2 separate regions of the Homo sapiens genome follow, and region 2 is linked to region 1. A link is an interaction called in ENCODE POLR2A ChIA-PET data of the cell type or tissue named here. Cell type or tissue: Panc1. All regions are shown on one strand. Links, peaks and the distances in the headings refer to the core of each region. The heading gives the core; the rest is flanking DNA.

Evidence for each region. Peaks named below come from ENCODE experiments on the same cell type or tissue, not always from the same donor. Only the 100,000 strongest peaks of a DNase experiment are listed, where the experiment ranks them.
Region 2: POLR2A ChIA-PET joins it to region 1 with 12 read pairs; 3 of 35 experiments call an interaction of 5 or more read pairs at or near these places.

The regions. Positions count from the first base shown.
Region 1 is chr15:59,950,204-59,955,590 of GRCh38, forward strand. No RefSeq gene overlaps it. Among named protein-coding and RNA genes, the nearest start is that of FOXB1, 51 kb to the right of the region's middle. In Panc1, for the core only: no CTCF peak of the experiment used is centred there; no DNase peak of the experiment used is centred there.
Region 2 is chr15:60,032,794-60,038,180 of GRCh38, forward strand. It overlaps LOC105370838 (a long non-coding RNA gene), which reads left to right. Exons shown (of 3, transcript XR_932307.2): 2 at 3,317-3,449. Among named protein-coding and RNA genes, the nearest start is that of FOXB1, 31 kb to the left of the region's middle. In Panc1, for the core only: no CTCF peak of the experiment used is centred there; a DNase peak (open chromatin) is centred at 2,748.

The DNA.
Region 1 (5,387 bases), core at 207-5,206:
CAAAAGTCATTGAATTTTGTGACATGTAAATTATACCTCAATAAAGCTGTTTAAAAAGAATTTATTTAAAAAACTGATTTACAAAACAGGACAAAACTTGAATAGATCAGTTATCATAGAAGGTATGTAAAAATAATTGAAGATCAGTCATTTTAAAAAGAATCAGAATTAAAGAGTGTCACAGCTGAGTTCTGTTTCATCTGTAAGGAAAAGGTCATTCCTTTACAATTCAAAATATTATAGATCATATTAAAAGTTAGAAATTGCCCCAACTCATTGCATGACTCCAACAAAATGTTAATACCAAAACCTGATTAAAATTGTACAAAAATGGAAAATGATAGCCTGATCTCACTTAGGAATTGAAATGCAAAATATCAAATAAGTATTAACAAAGAAAATCCAGTAGCATATCAAAACAATGCTCTATGACCAGGTAGGGTTTACTGCAGAAATGTAAGGAAATTCAAGATTATGGAGTCTCTCAACATAGTAGATGACATCAACAAATTAAAGAAAAAAATAACATGATCATATAATTAAATGCCAACAAAGCTTTTGTTTTTCTCAGAAACAGTTGCACTCCTTGGGTGTTTGTTTTGGCCCATGATAATAGTCTGGATACGTGTCCCCACTGGATCTCAGGTTGAAATTTGATCCCTGGCTGGGTGCACTGTCTCATGCCTGTAATGAGACAGTGGGAGGCTTTGGGAGGCTGAGGCAGGAGGATCACATGAGCCCATGAGTTAGAGAGCAGGCTGCTCAACATAATGAGATCCCCGTCTCTACAAAAGAAAAATTTAAAAAGTAGCTGGTGTGGTGGTACATACCTGTAGTTCCAGCTACTGGAGAGTGTGAGGCAGGAGGATTGCTTGACCCCAGAGTTCAAGGCTGCCGTAAGCCATGATTGCACCACTGCACTCTATCGTGGGTTAAAGAGTAAGACCTTGAAAAAAAAAAGAAAAAAGAAAGAAAGGAAATGAAAGGAAAAGGAAAGGAAAAGGAAAAGGAAAAGGAAAGGAAAGGAAAGAAAAGAGTTTTATTCCCAGTGTTGGAGGTGGGGCCTAGTGGGAAGTGTTTGGCACATCCCTCATGAATGGCTTGGTGCAGTCCTGCAGTTGAGTGAGTATAGGTTCTGTTAGTTCCATGAAAGAGCTAGTTGTTGAAAAGATCCTGATACCTCCTCCCTGCCTTCTCTTGCCTTCTTTCTTACCATGAGATCTCTGCACATGCCAGCTCCCCTTTGCCTTCCATCATGAGTGGAAGTAGCCTGAGGCCCTCACCAGAAGGTGTGCTGGCACCATGCTTCTTGCACAGCCCTCAGAACCCTGAGCCAAATTAACATCTTTTTTTTTCTTTCAGTAAATTACCCAGCCTCAGGTATTCCTTTATAGCAACACAAATGGACTAAGACAACCCATGAACTCATCCCCTGGGTATCAGCCACTCTGTCAGGTAATGCTAACCCGGGAAAGTATGAGGATCTCCTCACAATCTGTCAGAACCTATAGCTTCAGGAAGTGGGGGATTTATTTTTCCTCACTTTTCAGGGCAAGTTTCTTCAAGTGACACTTCCGGTGAACACATGCACAGACAAATATGGGGGCAGTAACTGAGAAGGCTCCAGCTTGAAGATTAAGCTGTCATAAAGAGGAGGACAAAATCAGAAAGAAGTGTAGGAAGACTAAGCCAGTGTCCAGATGCTGACACAAATCAGTTTATGGCTTTTGCTCACCTCTTCAGCTTTTCTAGGCCTCAGTTTGCTTGCCTGTGAAATGTGGAGCTCTTTAGATCCCTTGGTTAGGTTCTTGTCTGCTCCAGAATTATATGATTGCTCTGCTTGACTAACTTTGAAAGATATACAGGGAAGAATTAACTGCACATTGAGTAAGGTCTGTGAATATTGAGCTTTAATATGAAGGTTGGAATTCTTCCCTGGTATTTATTTTTAAATTTAATTTAATTTAATTTAAACATTTTTATGGGTATGTAATACTTGTACAAATTTCCTGATATTTTGATCATGTCTTATTATCAATTCTTTTCTTCTGTAAGAAGTGACAGCCAGGCACAATGGCTCACGCCTGTAATCTCAACACTTTGGGAGGCCAAGGCGGGCAGATAACTTGAGGTCAGGAGTTCAAGACCAGTCTGACCAACATGGTAAAACCCCGTCTCTACTAGGCATAGTGGTACATGCCTGTAATCCCAGCTACTTGGGAGGCCGAGGCAGGAGAATTTCTTGAACCTGGGAGGCGGAGGTTGCAGTGAGCCAAGATTGCACCATTGCACTCCAGCCTGGGCAACAATAGTGAAACTCCATGTCAAAAAAAAAAAAAAAAAAATAGTGCCTGACTGCTTGGCTGTTTATGGGAGAAATTAATGGCAAAGAGCATTCAATAGGCAAAGTTGTGTTTTGCACACAATTTTAAAGCAGTGTACCTAAGGCAGTATTTATCAAATAGAACAGATGTAACTTGTATTTTAAAAGTGGGTTGGGACAGTAAAATATGAATGGAAAAATACTTGGTGTTATAGTCCATTTGGGCTGCTCTAACAAAATACCTTGACTAGGTGGCTTATAAACAATAGGATTGTTATTGTTTTTGTAAGCCACCCGTCAAGATTAAGGTGTCAGCAGATTTGGTGACTGGGGAGGGACCACTTTGTCATAGACCAATGTCTTCTTACTCTAACCTCAAATGGTAGAAGGGACCAGGGGTCTCTTTGGAGCCTCTTTTATAAGGAAATTAATCCCATTAATGAGGGCTCCTCCCTCATAACTTAATCACCCCCCAAAAGGTCCCACCTCCTAATACATCATCTTGGGGGTTAGGATTTCAACATGTAAATTTTGGGGTACACAAACATTTAGACCATAGCATTAGTTTTAAATAAAACACATCTCACACTGAGTCTCCAAAGGAGGTATCCCATCCCCCAAACAGGGTTAACCTCAGCTAGCTCTCCTCCCTCCTTCCCTTTCTTTCCAGCAGAGTCTCAGAGGACTAGCATTTCTTAGAACACCTTTGGAAAATGCTAAAATCACAAAGTGTAAACTTGCCAACTGAGAAATAAAAACAAAAGTCACCAAGACTTCATGTTTGCCTTTTGTGGGCTGTTTAAGGCATTAAAAGCTAAATGAAACCATTTTTTTTTCTCACGATCATGTGACAAACCCTGTTTTCCAAAGGTGACTGCGTTCTCTCTGCCTCAGGAGGTAGATGTGAAATTAGAGAGGTGTGGGCTGCTCAGAAAGGCCCAGGCGGCAGCCACGGAGATGGATTTGTTCACCATTCCTGGGTAAGAGCAGCAAGCGTCAGGGAGATCAAGTCATCACTGCCCTAAATCCCCAATCATGTCGGCCTCCACTTCATAAACCAGTGGGGCAGGCAGCCACGCGAAAGCCTAAAGGTTAAGCACATACCATTGACCTGAGAGAAACGAGTTTTCTCACATCATTAAATACAGCCTTGACTGATCACACCAAAAAGTGCCCTGGGAGCATTATTTAAGGCTTAGCTGTTCCACCTGCATTTGTGTGACACAAAATCAATATCTTTCCCCTGCCTTTGTTTGCCTGGATTATGTTTAACTACTAAATGGCTTTTAGGACACCAATTAGATTTATCATCTTGCATTTTACACAGGCAGGTGTGTGAACAAGAAAAATAGGAATATGTCTTCATTTCCTTTCCCTCTAGGTTGTTAGCACAAGAAACATGAAACAGCTTATCTGGAGTATGCTTCTATGTCACAGATACACGATTTATAATCCTTATAGCAGAAATGTTTTCCCTTGACCTAGAAGACTTCCTTGACAATGGTGCTTTTAGAGAACACTGTAAGAATAAATTATTTAATAAATGCATGGAAACAATTGACTCTTCATTTGGGGGAAAATATTAAATCTCAAGTTACACATATATAAACAAATTTCCAGGTGCTTTAACTTCTTTAATGCAAGAAGAAGAGGTACTAGACAATAGAAAACAATAATTAATAAAATAATAAAGGAAAAGATTAATGTATTTGACTATGTAAAACTTCTGAAGGGCAAAAATAATTCAAGTAAAGTTAATGTTATCTAACCTTTATTCAATACTTATTATGTGATAGGAACTAAGCTAAATCTTCACATATATTGACTTCTATATATATATATTATATATATATGGATTATAAGGAATTGGCTCACATGATTATGGAGGCTGAGAAGCCTCAAGGTCTATAGTCAGTGAGCTGGAGACACAGGGGAGACAATGTGTAGTTCCAGTCTGAGTCCAAAGACTTGAGAACCAGGAGAGCCAACAGTGTAAGTTCAGGTCCAAAAGCTAGCAGCTCAAGATCTAAGAAGAGCTGATGTTTCAGTTCAAGTCTAAAGGCTAGAGAAGACCTAAGTCCCAGTTCAAGTGGTCAGACAGGAGGACTTTTCTCTTACTCAACCTTTTGTTCTATTAAGGTCTTCAGTTATTTGGATGAAGCCCATCTACACTAGAGAGGCAATCTGTGTTACTCAGTCTACCAAATCAAATGTTCATCTAATCCAGAATCGCCCTCTCAGACACATCTAGAAGAATATTTGGCCAAATATCTGGAAACCCTATGGCCCAGTCAAGTTGACACATTAAATTAATTGTCACACTGATATTGTCCTCCTTTAGATTGCTTAACCAGAAACACACAGCCAGAGTGGTAGAGTCAAACCTTGTAACCGCCTCTGTCTGAAACCATACAAGTTCTGTCTTAGAAACTGAGGGAAATACTTAAAAATATTAGACAAAGGAAAAAAAAATAACAAGAGTTTTTATGAATCAATAATATTGATGAGTACCCCTTATCAATATTGGCAAAGAAAATTTTAAAAACATACAAACAAAACAGGCAATTACAAAGGAAATGGATGTTAATAAAAATAAATATGCTTAATCTCTTTAATGATCAAAGAAATACAATTTAAAAGAATGAGGCATCATTACAGATACCATATTAGACTTGAAAATTACTAGAATGATTATTCCCAGTGTGGGCTAGGAGAAAAGAAAGTGGCACATTTATACACAATTATTACAAAGTTTTAGGGAGGTCAATTTGAAGAAATATATCAAAATTTAAACATACACTATTTTTGACACAGAAATCTCTTTTAGGTAGTTCTCCTACAGACATACATATTGGTGCAGATATATTTACAAAAATATTCATTACAGTATTGTTAGTGAGAACAAGGTATTACAAACCAATTAAATGTCCATCAGATAAGAGTTAGGTTAAGTTATATGTTCATATAGAAAAATTCTATGCAGCTGTTAACAGAATTTTTAAAAGGGAAGAAATGTACACAACATAACTTGGATAAAAACGAGGTACACAATCATATGCATATT
Region 2 (5,387 bases), core at 275-5,274, 83 kb after region 1:
TGAGGTGGGCAGATCACTTGAGGTCAGGAGTTCGAGACCAGCCTGGCCAACATGGCAAAACTCTGTCTGTACTAAAAAATACAAAAATTAGCCGGGCATGGTGGTGTGCACCTGTAATCCCAGATACTCAGAAGGCTAAGGCAGGAGAATGGCTTGAATCCAGGAGGCAGAGGTTGCAATGAGCTGAAATTGTGCCACTGCACTCCAGCCTGGGTGACAGAGCGAGACTCTATCTCAAAAAAAAAAAGAAAAAAGAAGACTTTTTGGCATTGCATAGAATGAATCCAAATTTTAGTTCATGGTATTGAACAACATATGGCTAATACTCATCCTTGCATTCATTCAAAATAGCTAAAATGTTATAAGGCTAATGTCCTCCATCTCCCCAGAATGTGCAAAGCATTTTTATTCTTGATGTTTGTCTTTTATCACAATGCAAATGCCATCTTGAGCCCCAGTGCTCTCAGTTAGAGGCTGGGGATGTTTTCTTTAATCTATTCTGAAGGCTGATTTTTCAGATATTATGACAATGTTCTTTTGCTCTATGCTCTCCTCTTACTTTGGAAGCCAAGGCAATATTGTATTGGCAGAAAGAGTATGGATTTTGAAGTTAGATAGTGACATGGTTTGGATCTGTGTCTCCACCCAAATCTCATGTTCAATTGTAATCCCCAGTGTTGGAGGTGGGGCCTGGTGGGAGGTAATTGGATCATGTGGGTGGATGCTTCATGAATGGTTTAGCACCATCTCTTTGGTGCTGTTCTCATGATAGAGTTCTCAGGAAATCTGATTGTTTAAAAGTGTGTGGCACCTGTCCTCTTGCTCTGTCTTCCCTCTGCTCGGGCCATGCAAGATATACCCGCTTCCCCTTTGCCTTCTGCTATGACTGTATGTTTCGTGAGGCCTCGCCAGAAGCTGAGCAGGAGCTGGCCTGCAGAGCCATGAGCCAATTAAACCTCTTTTCTTTATAAATTACCCAGTCTTAGGTATTTTTTTATAGCAGTGTGAGAATTGACTAATACAGAGAGATTCTCAGCCTTGATGCTTACTTTCTTTGTGGAACCCACTTTTTTACTTACAAAGTGGAGATACTGATGCCTAGGTATTCTGTGCTCTTAGCAATGGTAAGACTAAGACATGTCTCTGGACGTTTTGGGGAAGCATATCAATCAGAGTTAAACTAGAGAAACAGAAACACTATGAGAGCTATAGAATAAAGCGTTTATTATGGGGATTCGACCTCATGCAATTGTAGGAGCAAGTACAGAAGTCTATTCAAGATTGTGACCACTATGTCTGATGTTGGGTCTGAGGTTGACATACTCAGCTAAGTTGGCAATTGGGAAAGAAGTCTTGGTATGAAGTAGAGGAGAAAAGGGCAAATTGGAACCCAGGAAGATGTATTGGAACCTGTATCTGTCTCTCTGGGCCTCCATCCTTCATAATGTGGGTGACTTGCAGGGAAAGCTAGTATATTGTGCCATGGAGCTGCACACATATCTGGCCCAGGACGTGGAAAAACTGAGAGAGGAAATCCGGTGGGAGCCAGAGGAGCTGTGAGCCCAATTACAACCCACACCCATACCCACAAGGTGAGCTAGCAGATCAGTGACAACTTGTGCAAGTCACTATAGTGCATGGCACCCTAAACCAGCCCTCAAAGACTGAAAATTAATGCTGCCTCACTGCTGTCTTCCAAATTTCAGGCAAGTTTCTCTTGTGGCTCATGCAAACCTGGAGCCCTGTGGGGAAAGGAATCATGGGGAAATGAGTTTCGGTTTAGTTACATTTACACAGTGCAATGCCACTACAGTAAATATTTTCATAGTTTCTTAGAGAAGTGGAAATGGATTTATTACAAAAAGCTCTGTGGTTAAATTTCTGTATTTTGTGTGTGTGTGAGAGAGAGAGAGAAAGAGAGAACATGAATATCTGTGATTCTACTAGTTTGTCAATAGCAGCACCTTGGTCATCTTCCTGATGCCCGTGTGTATTGTTAGAAAAACAAAAACAGTTTAACATGCAGGCACCAAATGATATTCTTTCTGGACAAACCAGAGAAGTAAATAATCTGTCAGAAAACTTCCTGAACCAAACCTATTCCTGTCTGGATATACCATGCATTATTCTACACATACAGAGTTCCATACAGTGGAAACTGGATTCTAGAGCAAAATGTCAACAGCACATGACACTTGTCCAATAAATGTTAGCTGATTCAATAGAAAAAAGGGCAAACGCTTAATGCTGCCTTCTAGTTATTAGCACATAACCACATCCAAACCTGGAATTTGTTAATTAATGCAACTTATATTTATTTTAGTTTCTTAATATAAAAATGCTCAATGTGAAAAAGCAATGTGTGAGTTACTCTATCATATGATAATAAGTTATGGAGAATATTATTAGCAATCAAATGGCTTTAATCATGTGGAGAGATGTGCACAGAAACTAATAAAAATGTATTTCTAAATCTACTAGTATGCAATCTCCCCTCGCTTGTCAATATTTTAGAATGTCACCTTGAAAACTTTTAAACACATTAAAATTTATTTAATTTTAAAAGGGGCAATACATTTTAAAATTAGGTTAAATTATAGTCATGCACAGCATAACAATCTTTTGATCAGTGTTGGATCACGTAGACAGTGGTACCATAAGATTATAATGGAGTTGACAAATTCCTTTTGCCTAGTGATGTAGCCATCATAACGTCATAGCACAACACATTACTCATGTGTTTGTAGTGATACTTGTGTAAACACACCAACTATACTGTCAGTTAAATAAACATAGAGCACACACAATTATGTACAATACGTAGTACCTTATAGTGCTAATAAATGACTATGTTACAGGTTTATATATTTACTATAGTTTCTATTGTTACTTTAGAGTGCACTGCTTCTACTTATATATTAAAAAGTTTAACTGTAAAACAGCTCAGGCAGGTCCTTTTGGAGGTGTTCCAGAAGAAGTCATTGCTATAATAGGAGAGGACATCTTCATGTGTGTTATTGTCCCTGAAGACCTTCTAATGTGACAAGATGTAGAGGTGGAAGACAGTGATATTGATGATCCTGAACTTGTGTAGGCCTAATGTGTATGTCTGTGTCTTTGTTTTTACCAAAAAAGTTTACAAAGTAAAAATTAAAACATTTTTAAACATAGTAAAAAAGCTTATAGAACAAGCATATAAAAAAAGAAAATACTTTTGTACAGCTATCCAAAGTGTTTGTGTTTTAAGCTAAATGTTGTTACAAAAGGGTCAGAAAGTTTAAAACAATTAAGTGGTTTGTTTTGTTTTGCTTTTTAGAGATGGTTCTTGCCATGTTGTGCTGGCTGGACTCGAACTCCTGGATTCAAGCAATCCTCCTGCGGACTCAGATGATCCTTCTGCCTCAGCTTCCTGAGTAGCTGGGGTAAAGCTTATAAAGTAAAAACTTTGAGTAAGCTAAAATCAATTTATGATTGAAAATAATATTTTTAATAAATATAGTGTAGCCTAAGTGTACAGTGTTTATAGAGTCTACAGTAGTGTACAGTAATGTCCTAGGCCTTTACGTTCACCCACTATTCACTCATTGACTCACCCAGAGCAACTTCCACTCTTGAGACAGAGTCTCTGTTGCCCAGGCTGGAGCGCAATGGCATGATCTCAGCTCACTGCAACCTCCGCCTCCCAGGTTCAAGCAATTCTCCTGCCTCAGCCCTACTAGTAGCTGGGACTGCAGGCACGCACCACCATGCCTGGCTAATTTTTGATTTTTTAGTAGAGACGGGGTTTCCCCATATTGGCCAGGATAGTCTTGTGGTTGTGATCCGCCCACCTCGACCTCCCAAAGTGTTGGGATTACAGGCGTGAGCCACCGTGCTTGGCCACAACTTCCACTCTTGCAAGCTTCATTCATGATAAGTGCCCTATCCAGGTGTGCCATTTTTTATCTTTTACACCAGCAGTCCCCAACATATTTGGCATCAGGGACCGATTTCGTGGAAGACAATTTTTCTACGGATGGGGGTGGGAGATGTTTTCATCCGGCATTAGATTCTCATAAGGCGCGCAACCTAGATCCCTGCATGCGCAGTTCACAACAGGGTTCGTGCTCCTATGAAAATTTAAGCTACCGCTGATCTGATAGGAGATGGAGCTCAGGCGGTAATGCTCACTCGCCCACCATTCACCTCCTGTTGTGCAGCCCAGTTCCTAAGAGGCCATGGACCGGTAGTGGCTATAGAGGTAACATGCTATATATAGAGGTTTGTAGCCTAGGAGCAGTAGGCTATAGTGTATAGCCTAGGTGTGTAGTAGGCTATGCTATCTAGGTTTGTGTAAGTCACTCTATGATGTTTGCACAACCAAATAACCTAGTGACACATTTCTCAGAAGGTATCTTTGTCATTAAGCGATGCATGACTGTATATAAAAGTATACAGTAAAAATTCCCATGCAATTCCCCATCTGCTCATGTTCTTCCTCTCTTCCCAACATAGATAACCACGGTTATTAGTTTTTCCTATATCCTTCCAGACGCTATTATCCATATATGAGCCAGTACAAACACAACCATCTCACCCCCAACCTTATCAACCTTATTATGCAAATAGTAGAAGAGGTTTTATTGATTTCTTCATTTAACCCATTTTGGGGTTCTTTCCATATCAGTACGTAAAGAATTTCCCCAGCCTTTTCTTTAGCTGCCTAGAATTCCATTGTATGTATATTCAGTGATTTATACATTCAAATTTTATCTTTTAATTTCAACTCTCTGGAGATGGCTTTTGGCATCCCCCTCCATACCTTCTGGAAATAACTGCCATCCAGCAACTGGTAATTCTTTCTCTGTTCAAAGAGCAACAACATAAATAATGCTGACCCTTGGATTTGAGCAGTTCTAGTGTTCTGCCCATTGAGTAGAGCCAAGACACACACACACACACACACACACACACACACACACACACACACTCTCATCAGCAAGCTGCCTGTGCTCCCCTCAGCCAGGCTCTGGCTGTCAGTGAGCATGACAATGCTCCAAGCTTCCGTCTAGAGCTGAGCTTTGAGCCTGTGCAATGGGCCACTGCGTTTAGCTGTAAATGAGTGTGCCAGGCCCACTGCCACAGGCACTCCATTTGCCCCAGAGCCCAAGGCTGGCCCGCCCCAAGCAGCTCCTCTCCCAAGGCAGAGCTCCCTTCCTGGTCATAATGGACTCCTGAGTCCATGTGCTTGATTGAGTTCTTCTTAATTACATCCATTGATGTTGAAAAACACTCAGACCAAGAAAGAGACCAAAGAGACTGTGGGCACTTGTAGCTGCCAAACAGGCAGGTTTTCATACCATGGCCACTGGAGAGCTGCATAAAGGCCAGATGGTAAGTCACAGCAT